Regions from separate parts of the Homo sapiens genome. Here region 2 is linked to region 1. The links are chromatin contacts, found by Hi-C or POLR2A ChIA-PET in ENCODE. All regions are on one chromosome and are shown on one strand. Each heading gives the region's core, a stretch centred on a gene start or an enhancer-like site at or near the end of the contact. The rest is flanking DNA. Distances are from core to core; before and after follow the strand shown. Region 1 has its middle 64 kb from the start of MTPAP. Region 2 has its middle 47 kb from the start of LYZL2.

Region 1 (5,696 bases), core at 1,727-4,226:
AGTAATTGATTAAATATATACTGTGGACTTTTACAAAACAGCTTAGCTTCTGGGAGGTCTGGGGTATAGCTGGGCCTTGGGAACACCTGGAACCAAGCTTTGAGTGCCCTCAAGAGTCTCATGGTTTATCCATTTTTCTGCCTGCCCTGGCTTCCTTCTCTTTGAAATCAGAGGAATTTTTCTCCAAAAGTCTGCTAGTAGACCTGAGTTTGAATTATAAGAGTTTCCTGATTCCAGTTCTAAAATTCTAGGAAAAGGACACTGATTGACTTAGCATGGGCCATGTGCCTGCTTATAGACCAATTAAGTAATACGAGGAAATGAATATGACAGTAACAATATCTTGGCTCCGGTGACCACCCTTGGTGGTCAGTCAGTTGTATCCAGGAAGTGGAGTCATAGCAGCTTCCATCATAACCATGTGTGAAATTGGCCAAGTTACTTCATTTTTCTGTGCCTTTCTCCTTTACTTCATCTGTAAAATGAGATTAAATTGTTCCCCTCTCATAGAGTTATTTGAGGATTTTATGAGAAAATGCAACATTCTTTGTATAGTGGAAAACTGGAAACAATATGATATAAACATTCATTACTGTATTAGGCTGTTTGTGCATTGCTATAAAGAAATACTTAACCTGACCAACATGGCAAAACCCCATCTCTACTAAAAATACAAAAATTAGCCGGGCGTGGTAGTGCACATCTGTAATCCCAGCTACTCAGCAGGCTGAGGTGGGAGAAATCACTTGAACCCAGGAGGTGGAGGCTGCAGTGAGCTGAGATCGCGCCACTGCACTCCAGCCTGAGCAATAGACCAAGACCCTGTCTCAAAAAAAAAAAAAAAAAAGAAAGAAAGAAAAGGAAAAAAGAAAAGAAAAGAAAAAGAAAAAAAAGAGAAATACCTGACACTGGATAATTTATCAAGAAAAGAGGTTTAATTAGCTCATGGTTCTGCAGGCTGTACAGGAAGCATAACACAGGCATGTGCTTCTGGGAAGGCCTCAGGAAGCTTACAATCATGGTAGAAAGTGAAGGGGGAGCAGGTATCTCACATGGTGGGAACAGGAGAGAGAGCGAGAGAGTGAGAGTGAGGTGCCATGCTTTTAAACAGCCAGATCTTGCAAGAAGTCACTCACTATTGCAAGGACAGCACCAAGAGGATGGTGGGATGACGCTAAGTCATTTATGAGAAAGCCACCCCTATGATCCAATCATCTCCCACCAGGCCCCAAATCCAATACTGGGGATTACAATTCAACATGAGATTTGGGCGGAGACACACATCCAAACCATAACAATCACCAAGGGACAAGTTAAAGAAGTTTGTGGGCTCAAGCAGTTGACTTCTATGCAGCCATTAAAATATATGTCCCCAACAGAAGGCAGGCTTCCACGTATAACACATGTGACCATTTTCCCCAGGCCCTCTAGTTTGCAAAGGTGAGGGCAGAGCTCAACCTGTAGTGTAGAGCCTGAGACAGAGGGACCATGCTCCCTGTGTCCTAATGGGAAAGGGCTCTTCTTGAGTAGAAAGGTGATTACCAAGTTTTGCTTTCTCCTATAGATGAAACATGAGCAAAAACAGGGAAATGGAGACCTGGAAAAGAGAGGGCACAGAAACGGCCAGGTGGGTACACCTGTGATGCTGGTGGTGGGATTCGTTGGTGAACTACAGCCTGTAGGCCAAATCCAGCCCACTACCTGATTTTGCATGGCCCAGGAGTGAAGGATGGTTTGTTTGTTTTTTTGTTTGTTTGTTTTACATTAAAATGATTGAGAAATAAATTTTTTAAAAGAATATTTCATGACTTGTGAATAGTATATAAAATTCACATGTCATAAATAAAGCTTTATTGGAACATGCCAGACCCATGCACTTACATATTGTCTAGGGCTTCTTTCCCCCATGTAAAGTTGAGTAGTTTTACAGAGATCATATGGGTTCCAAAGCCTAAAATATTTACTATGTGACCCTTTACTGAAAAAGTTTGCTGACCCCTGCCTTGTAGTATGACACATGGATTTTTGGAAGAGTAAAACAAATTTAACATTTGCTGAGCACTCCTTCTTACCCAGCATGGCTATAGACTCTTCTCATGTATTTAATATAATTTTGTGAACAACCCTATAAGGCAGGTACTATTATTATCTTCATTTCACACATAAGAAAGTTAAGACACCTCGGTAATTTTCTCAAAGTCAGGTCATTAGTGAGTAGAAAAACTGGGATACGAACCCAGGCTGTCCAATTCCAGAGCAATAATCTAGTTAGATTTTCTGGCTTGTTATGGGATGGAATTCCTGCTAGCTGTCCCTCAAAAATGTCAGTATCGCTATGCAAACCATCATTTACTTGATTAGTCTTGCTGTGGAGAAAGGGATTGGGCTGTGCCTACACTTGGGGCACAACGGGAGAGGACACAACAGGAGGGGACAGTAGCCTTGAGAAGTGGCACCAGTTCACTCCTGGGCTTTACATTTGATGGCGTCATAGAATGGAGGAAATCATTGTGTGTGTGTGTGTGTGTGTGTGTGTGTGTGTGTGTGTGTGTGTGTGTGGTGTATACATAGCAAATGTCTCGAAGGTCCCATCCCAAACTGCATATAGCATTTGCCCTTCAGGAGTGAAATGGATAATGTAAAATTGGGAGCTGTCTACATTTTAATCCTACGTTGTTTGAAATTTTAAGTGAGGTTGTAGTCTTTGTATTGCTATTTTCAGAAACTCATATAAACATGGTGAAAAGAACTCTCTGGCCTGATTTTCCCTTTTGTGAGGTAAATTGACTTAACTCTTCTTTAAGTTTCCTAGGTTTTGAGAAGAGATAGATTATTTAATAATCTATTTCCCCAGGATGGCACCTAGAGGAAAAGATTATCCAGCCACCAAGAAATGCCCAGCTCCTCTATTTATGATGAACCTGACTTAATCAGGAGTAGAAGGCACATTTCTTCTTTTCAGAGTTACACAAGGGCCCTGGGTTTCCTGTTGACATGAAGATATTCACACCCTTCAGAGGATGGAACCCTTCACAAACAGCTTATCATCTGTTCCACTTTCTGCTCTTAGAGATGAAATAGGAAGTTTCTTCTTTGTTCAAAGATTAAGGAAACCACTGTTTCCCTGTTGAGATGGGGAAAGACGTACCATCCTGGGATCTTCATGTCTCAGAAGGATTATATACATTTTCCCTTGTCTTCCCTGCAAAGGAATGAGAGAAAGAACAGTCCCAGGGTTTGGCCACTGAAGGCTGGAAAGGGATGGCAGGGCCCTCCCACACTTAGTCATTACTCATGCATGAGGGCAGCTCCCAGCCCTCAGCTCTGGAGGGGTGGTGAGGGCTGGTTTTCCTGGGCTCTGCTAGGTATCTGCTTGGTATCTTGGGGAACTATCTCAAATTGAGTGAAAGAGCAGTGAGTGTTGCTTCCATTTTCGGTACACCACTGAAAATGAAGTACTTGTACAAGCTGGACATTTGAGTTTCACTTCTCTTGTAATGTTGAATACAGACTCCTAATTTAAAGACATGTATCTAAGGGACAAATAATTGCACTGATCCAAGAAGGGCTGGGCTCCTGGCTAAACTCTATCCTGAAGCCTGGAACCTTGGCCCTAAGTGAAAACAGCCAACCCCATTTTTCCACCCAAATGATTTCCTTTTTGGCCCACCCCGCCCCCTATCCTGTGCCCACAAAAAACCAGACTTCAGCTGGTAGAGGGAAAAAAAACACACACATACAAAAGCTGCTGACTGTCGGGGATACAAGCAGCTGAGTGGTGAGCAGAGAAGCAGCAACTGCGTACTGTAGAATATGGATAAACGCAGCTAACTTCAGACGGTGCGGCTTCAGAGGGGAGCCTGGCTGGAGACAGGCTGGGCTTCAGGGAAAGATCACCTTCTTCCCACTCGATCCCCTTTCCAGCTCCCCTTCCACCGAGAGCCACTTGCACTGCTCAATAGTCTTCTGCACCAATCATCTTTCAAACAGTTCATGTGACCTGATTCTCCCAGAATATTGAACAACAACTCGGGTGTCAAAAAGAGCAGGTGCAGAAGGCTGTCACCCTAACCTTTTACTGAGCTGTTAACACTTAGCCATCCACAGACTGCAGGCTGCAGGCTGAGTGAAATGAGTCACTCCAGTTCCACGAAGGGGGTCAAAGTCAAGGAAAAATCTCATCTTAACACAACCCATAATGTAATAGTGTGCAATATCTTTTCTAGTAATCACAGTTTTTGTAAAAAATCAGTATAAAGCTGTCAAGTTTTCTTTCTTAGAAAAGATCTGTTATATTTTTCTGAAATCATCTTCTTTATCTTTTGCAGGGAGGAATGTCCTTCCTTTTATGAAATTAAATAAGAGCCCCTATAATTTGCAAGAAACTGTTCTAAGTCCTAAGGAATTGGCAGCGAACAAAATGCAGCAAGTCTCTAAACTTGTAGAGCAAATTTTTTTCCAGAATAAAATGTAGCTTTATTATGACATAGGAAAGACTGCAAACCATTAGGGGAGGACGAGGAGTCAAATTGATGCAGGATTATTTTCTTGACTGTTTCGTGGGACTCGTGACAGGGGTGCCCTGTTTACTCAGCCCACCCCGCTTAACCCCTTGTAGGAGGGAGCACACAAGCAAATGAATGGAGGAACCGGCTGGCTGCTCCATTCCTTCAGGTCTGCCATGCTCCACCCCTCACAGGAGGGAGCATGTAGGCAAGTGAGTGCAGGAACCAGCTGGCTGCTTTGGTGCCAGCAGGAGCAAACTCCAGGCAGGCCCCGCAGCAGTGTCTAGGTGGGGGTGCCTGTGACCCCAGAGCCCCAGAGGGCGTGTTACAATGCTCTCTTAGCTCCACTGTCCACAGACAGCAGTGTGTTATCAGCTCAGTGGGCCCTTTGCCTCATCGTATGGGGCAGCTGCCCTCTGCCAGTGAGGGAAAGGGACCAGTGTTGACAGCCTTTTTGGGTATCAGCCCTTGGTGCATACTGAATCCTTGTTTGGTGCCCAAGAAGAATGAGGTCACATGAACGAATTGAAGGATGGTGGATGAGGATAATTTTATTGATCAATGAAAGCAGATCTCAGCCGAAAGGGGAGCTGGAAAGGAGATGGGAAGGGCAGGTTGCTCTCCCTTGAAAGCCTCTGTTTGACATCCAGCTGCTGTCTCTGAAGTCAAGGTGCCTCTTCCCAGTGTCCAGCTGCTTCTCCTCTCTACAGGCTGAGCCTGGGGTCTTTGTAGGCACAGGATGAGGGGTAGGGCAGGCCATAGATTGCTTTGGAAAAGGCAACATCTGATTGGCAAAAAGACGTTATTCAGAAAGAACCAATCAGGAGACAGTGGGCACACAGGGATAGAAGTTCTCACTTTGGGTGGCAGGTTTCAGGATTTCCAGAAGGTGGGGTTTTGCCACAGATCCACCCCTGTCTGCAGAGAATTTCTCTGCCTCTTGCCTCTATCCAGATAGCTCCTTAAAATGAGAGGTAAAAGGAAGACATAAACACCTTGGTAATGAAGCCTCCAACCACAGCACAATCATTGGATGTTTTTTCTCACAATTTTTTGTTTTCAAAGCTATAGTAAATGAAACAGCTACTTGAATTATCAAAAGAATAGCAGTTTTACACAATGAGAAGCATACATGCCAAGCAAAAATATAGTAGCACTTGGGCATAGAGTCCAGGGACCCTTCGTGCACCT
Region 2 (5,696 bases), core at 2,363-4,862, 300 kb after region 1:
GATTGATTTGTGATCAATATGAAAATATGAACAATGAAGACAAGCAGGAAAGTACCCACGAGGATGATTTTTCCACCAACTGCTTCGTGCACATTGTACCACAACCAAAGAAAAGAGCAGAGAGGAACATCCCTGGGCTCCTGAGAGGAGAGATGGAGCGGCGTTTGAATGGTGTTTGTCTCCCTGGCTTTTCCAGATACAATCTCCGAAGCTTTTTACTCCTTCACAATTGGCTTCATTAGCATTTCAGGAAAGACTCTTTCTGTTCATGAGTTTTACCTTTCTGATGTTAGTTCCCTATTTTCAGGCAATTTATCAAAAGGAGTAGAGTGATCCAGATTAAGTGTATGGATGAAACGGGACTAAAAAGCGATATTAATGGGTTTTTCTTACCCCCTCAAAAATATTTTTCTTTGTGATGTAGGAATCACCTGACATTTTTCAGGGATGGTGCAAGTGAGCTCAAGTGACGGGTCAGTGCGGTGGGACACTGGCCATGGTGCCAGCAGCATGGGGTCACATCCTGGCTCTGTTGTGTGACCTTGGGCAAGTCACGTACCCTCTGGGTTGAGTGTGCTCATATGTAAATCAGGAGATGGCTTACACGGGAGATAGCTGCTTTGCATCACAGAATTGCTGTGAGAAATAGCATAAAGCAAGATGATATTTGGGAAAGTCCTTTGGAAATAACAGAATTACCCACATGCCAAGTGGTTTTATTCCATGCTGCCCTGTTTCAGCTTGCTTGGGCAGCAAGATTCAATTATCTGGAGCGCCAGAGGGAAGAGGCCTCTGTTTAATTTGTTTTTCTGCTATTTTCAGAGATTTAATTACAAGTCCTTACTGATGCAACCCTTCTTATACATTTTTCTAAGCTCCACCTGGCCTTTTGCTCACCTTATCACCTTATCAAGCCAAAAAATCTTCTTTTGTGTAAAGGTAGTGTTCGTTAGCTTTCTTCCAAATAAAGTCACTAATTTTTTTCCCTTATAATTTAAAGTAGGCCTGGCGCAGTGGCTCATGCCTGTAACCTCTTTACTTTGGGAGACTGAGACAGGAGGATTCACTTGAGCCCAGGAAGTCGAGGCTGCCATAAGCCATATTTTCACCACTACATTCCAGCCTGGGCAACAGAGACAGACCCTGTCACACACACACACACACAAAAAAAATTAAAAAGTAACTTGTGGAGCAATACTTTGAGACTAAGTAAATATCTTGCTCGTATCAAAACTTCACCCACCAGGTTTAGCTTTTTTTTTTTTTTTTTGAGATGGAGTCTCGCTCTGTCGCCCAGGCTGGAGTGCACTGGCGCGATCTCAGCTCCCTGCAACCTCCACCTCCTGGGTTCAAGCGATTCTCCTGCCTCAGCCTCCCGAGTAGCTGGGACTACAGACGCATGCCACCACACTCAGCTAATTTTTGTATTTTTAGCAAAGACGGGGTTTCACCATGTTGGTCAGGATGGTCTTGATCTCTTGACCTCGTGATCTGCCGGCTCAGCTTCCCAAAGTGCTGGGATTACAGGCATGAGCCACCGTGCCTGGCCCAGCATTTGGTATTAATACATTTCTAATTCCTTCATTCTTTCCACATTTATCAGCTTGCACGCTGCTATAAGGAAGGGTTTCCCTCTCCCTAATCAATTTATTATTTATTTTTCATTTATTCGTTTATATCAATATGAACTCATGGATTCTTGTTCTACACCACTTGGTTTGATTTTTACATTATCCCCACTTTGGCCAGTAGGGGGCCCTAGCTACCTCCCACATCCTCCTGCTATAGCCCTTCAGTCTGTTTTCCTGACTTTCCAGCACAAGTCCTTTTTTCTTTTTGGCTAAATCTAATGATCCATGTAGTCTGTCCTGTGAGCTTGGGATTCTACCCAGAAGTCAACAGACAAGAGAGGAATTTTGATAAAAGATTAAAAAAAAAAGACAGTTTCTGAGTAAAATGATAGCCCAAGGCATCTCCTTTCTAGACCTCCGATGAATTGATGAAGAAATATGAAAAACAGAAAAGACTCCATAACAGTGCAGGAAATTAGGGAAGAGATCCCCTGCATATTAGAAATTCAATTTCCCTTCTCAAGAAACAGCAGCAACAAGGGCTGAGATCACTTATAAGTGGGAGCTAAATAATGTGTGCAGGGCTGGGCACGGTGGCTACACCTGTCATCCCAGCATTTTGGGAGGCCAAGACGGGCAGATCACTTAAGCCCAGAAGTTCAAGACCAGCCTGGGCAACATGGCAAAACCCCATCTCTTTGGGGTATGGCGGTGCATATCTGTGGTCCCAGCTACTCAGAAGGCTGAGGCTGGAGGATTGATTGAGCCTGGGAAGTTGAGGCTTCAGTGAGCTGTGATCACACCACTGTGCTCCAGCCTGGGCAACAGAGAAAGACCCTGTCTCAAAAAATAATAATAATAAAATAATGTACACACATGGACATAGAGTGTGAAATGATAGAGATTGGAGACTTAGAGGAAGGGGGGTGATGAGAAATTACTTAATAGGTACGGTGTACATTATTCGGGTGATGGATACACTAAAAGCCCCGAATTTACCACTATGCAATATATCCCTGTAATAAGTTACACTTGCACCACATACATTTATACAAATAAAAAATTTTTTAAAGAAGAAAATAATTGTAACCCTTGTTCCAGGGCCTCATGGCGTTTCATGCCACCTGGGCGAGACAGCGTGCGTTCTTACTGGGCACTGGCACTTTGGACGTCTGTCGAGTGACTGACTTTTGGAAGGTCCTCATCATCTGTCTTAGTTGAAATCTCTTTTAATGATCAGGTTACCCAATGAAAGTATACTTTGTATGGATCAGAAAGACCCTTTGTTTCCCGCAATTAATTAAGTACACTAGCTTTGCAAAAGCATCTTCAACCTCTATCAGGCTATAGAGATTCCGCCTTTCTCCCACCACCTCCAACCTTGGCATTGCTCCCACAGCCCATCTGGGGGCCGGTGCCCCCTCTTCTCTGTGCCGTCTGCTTCCACCCTGCTAATCTCTTTCTTTTATTATTTTTTAATTTATTCTTCTTATTTATTTTTTGTCTTTTTTTTTTTTTTTTTTGAGACCCAGTTTCACTCTGTCACCCAGGCTGGAGTGCAGTGGTGCAATCTTGGCTCACTGCAGCCTCCACCTCCCGGGTTCAAGCAATTCTCATGCCTCAGCCTCCCAAGTAGCTGAGGTTACAGGTGCAAACTGCCATGCCAAGCTAATTTTTGTATTATTAGTAGAGATGGGGTTTTACCATGTTGACCACGCTGGTCTCATGGTCTCCACCCGCCTCAGCCTCCCAAAGTGCTGGGATTACAGGCATGAGCCACCACATCCAGCCACTATTTATTTTTTGTCCTTCTAATCCTTGGAACCTGTGAATTGTTTTTCCTTATTTATTTAATTACGTATTTATTGTTATGCTGCTAATCTCAAAGGACGCTTTCTTCTAGAAAGCAGAAACAATTGATTCTGCAAATGTGTGGTTTCCCATTGACATCTAAGGAAAAATGAAACAGGGCCTGGGAGACAGTTTACACCGTATTCATCCAGGACATTCTCACTGATGGACTTTCCACGAAAGCTCTGCAAGTTTTCCTTTCAGTTTCACTGTCCGTTGGCCGGTACTGGTTGCTTGACTAAGCCCTGTTGGCGTGGGTTACTGCTCACCCTGACAGGTCTTTGTGAAACATGAAACAATACAAACATTCTTCTCATTTCCCCTCCGTTCTTCCTCTTGGAGCTGTTCCCAGTCCCGGTGGCCCTTCTGAAGCCGAGTGGGAAGCTCAGAAGGAACCTCTGGATTTGTTTACCGGTGTCAGGAATGGAAACTGCTGGGGCACCTGTGTACTCTTGCTGGTTTCTTAAACTCTGTCTGAATCCCACACACCCTTGCTTTTCGGGGAGTTGTGGCTGGCTGGGACAGGAGCAAGGAGTCTCTCCTTTGAGTCAAAGGAGGCACAGTAGCCAGAAGGAGGGCTTAGATATGAGAATGTTACAGGCCAAGAAGCTAGACGGACCATCTGGAGAGTGACCAAAATGAAAAGCGCAGCGGCAGTTGTGCAGCTGTGGTCTGGAGCGAGGTGTCCAGGGTCTTGGGCAATGGAAGACATAGAGGAGGCCAGAGATGATTGCTTCCAATGGAGTCTGTAGCTCGCACTTGCTTTTGTGGCCAGTGATGTGAGCAGATGGGTTTACCAGGCTATAAGCTTTTGGTGGCTGTGTGCAAAGACTTCCACTGAGATGATCGTGTCTCCTCAGGCACATCTGGGTGTTGGTCCTGACAGCTGGAGTATTGGGGTTTGAGTTTTGCCTGAAGGACTCACTGGTGAGGCTGAACCAAGTGTGTTTCTTTGGCCATCACAAGGACCCAGGCAGGATGTCATACTCAGCAGTACAGCAAGAACTGGTCCAATGCTTCAGATCTGTGATTCTCAATGGGCAGAGGGCAATAAGTAATGTCTGAAGACTTTTTAAAAAAAAATTAATTAGAGAGAGGGTCTTGGCTCACTGCAGCCTCCAACTCCTGGGTTCAAGTGATCCTTCTGCCTCAGCCTCCCAAGTAGCTAGGACTACAGAGGTGTCCCACCATGCCAGGCTTGAAGACTTTAAAATTTTATATATTTTATTTCAATTTTTTTTGAGTTGTGGTCTCACTCTGTCACCCAAGCTGGAGTGCAGTGGCGTGATCAAGGCTCACTGCAACCTCCACCTCCCCAGATTCAAGCAATCCTCCTGCCTCAGCCTCCTGAGCAGTTGGGATTACAGGCGTGAGCCACCACACCTGGCTAATTTTTGCATTTTTGGTAGAGACGGGGTTTTGCCATGTTGATCAGGCTAGTCTCGAATTTCTGAGCTCCAGCAATCCACCCATCTAGGCCTCCTAAAGTGCTGGGACTACAGATGTGAGCCACCCCCAGCTCGGCCTAAGTTTATTTTTTGTTCCTAGGTATTTGAGAGGTGCAAGTGCAGGTTTCTTACATGTGTATTTTGCATAGTGATGAAGTCTTAGCTTTTAGTGTACCTATCACCTGAATAGTGAACATTGTACCCAATAGGTAATTTTTCAACACTCACCCCCTCCAACCCTCCCACCTTTTGTAGTCTCCAATATCTGTGATTCTATTCTGTGTGTCCATGTGTACCCACTCTTCAGCTCCCACTTATAAATGAAAACATTCCATATTTGACTGTTTCTGAGTGATTTCACTTAGGATAATGGCCTCTAGTTCCATCCATGTTGCTGCAAAAGACATGATTTCATTCTTTTTTATGGCTGAATAGTATTTCATGATGTGTGTATATATTATATATAATTATATAATATATTATATATTAGTATACATGTACATAATATATTATGTAATATATAATAACATTTAATATATTACATTATATAAACAATATATTATATTATATACATAATAATTATATATTATATATTATTATATTACTATAATATATAAATATAATATATAAATATATACTATATGTTATACTATGTATACACTATATATACTATATTATATTAATATATTATATATAATAGTTAAATATTTTATATACAATTATATGTACAATAATATATAATTATTCTATATATAGTATAATGATATATATATCATATTTTCTTTGTCCAATTCTCCATTGCTAAACACTTAGGTTGATTCCATAT

What was found. Hi-C counts contacts between places; a loop is a spot of excess contacts on that map. ChIA-PET counts read pairs that join two places held with the same protein, here RNA polymerase II (POLR2A). Pooled maps may share reads with other maps.
Region 2: a loop to region 1 is called in a pooled map, with 2.3 times the contacts of the local background. The contact joins two enhancer-like sites. A Hi-C loop is called at or near these places in 2 of 168 maps with a recorded cell type or tissue (chondrocyte and mammary epithelial cell), 2 of 37 single-sample maps with no recorded cell type and 9 of 50 pooled maps. POLR2A ChIA-PET finds 5 or more read pairs at or near these places in 1 of 52 experiments (HEK293).

Annotation. Positions count from the first base shown.
Region 1 is chr10:30,282,060-30,287,755 of GRCh38, forward strand. No RefSeq gene overlaps it. Among named protein-coding and RNA genes, the nearest start is that of MTPAP, 64 kb to the right of the region's middle. RefSeq lists an enhancer at 3,074-3,153. Within about 2 kb of position 2,977, at least 3 of the 41 ENCODE cell types and tissues checked have a DNase peak (open chromatin) inside an H3K27ac peak, as active enhancers do.
Region 2 is chr10:30,580,224-30,585,919 of GRCh38, forward strand. No RefSeq gene overlaps it. Among named protein-coding and RNA genes, the nearest start is that of LYZL2, 47 kb to the right of the region's middle. Within about 2 kb of position 3,613, at least 30 of the 41 ENCODE cell types and tissues checked have a DNase peak (open chromatin) inside an H3K27ac peak, as active enhancers do.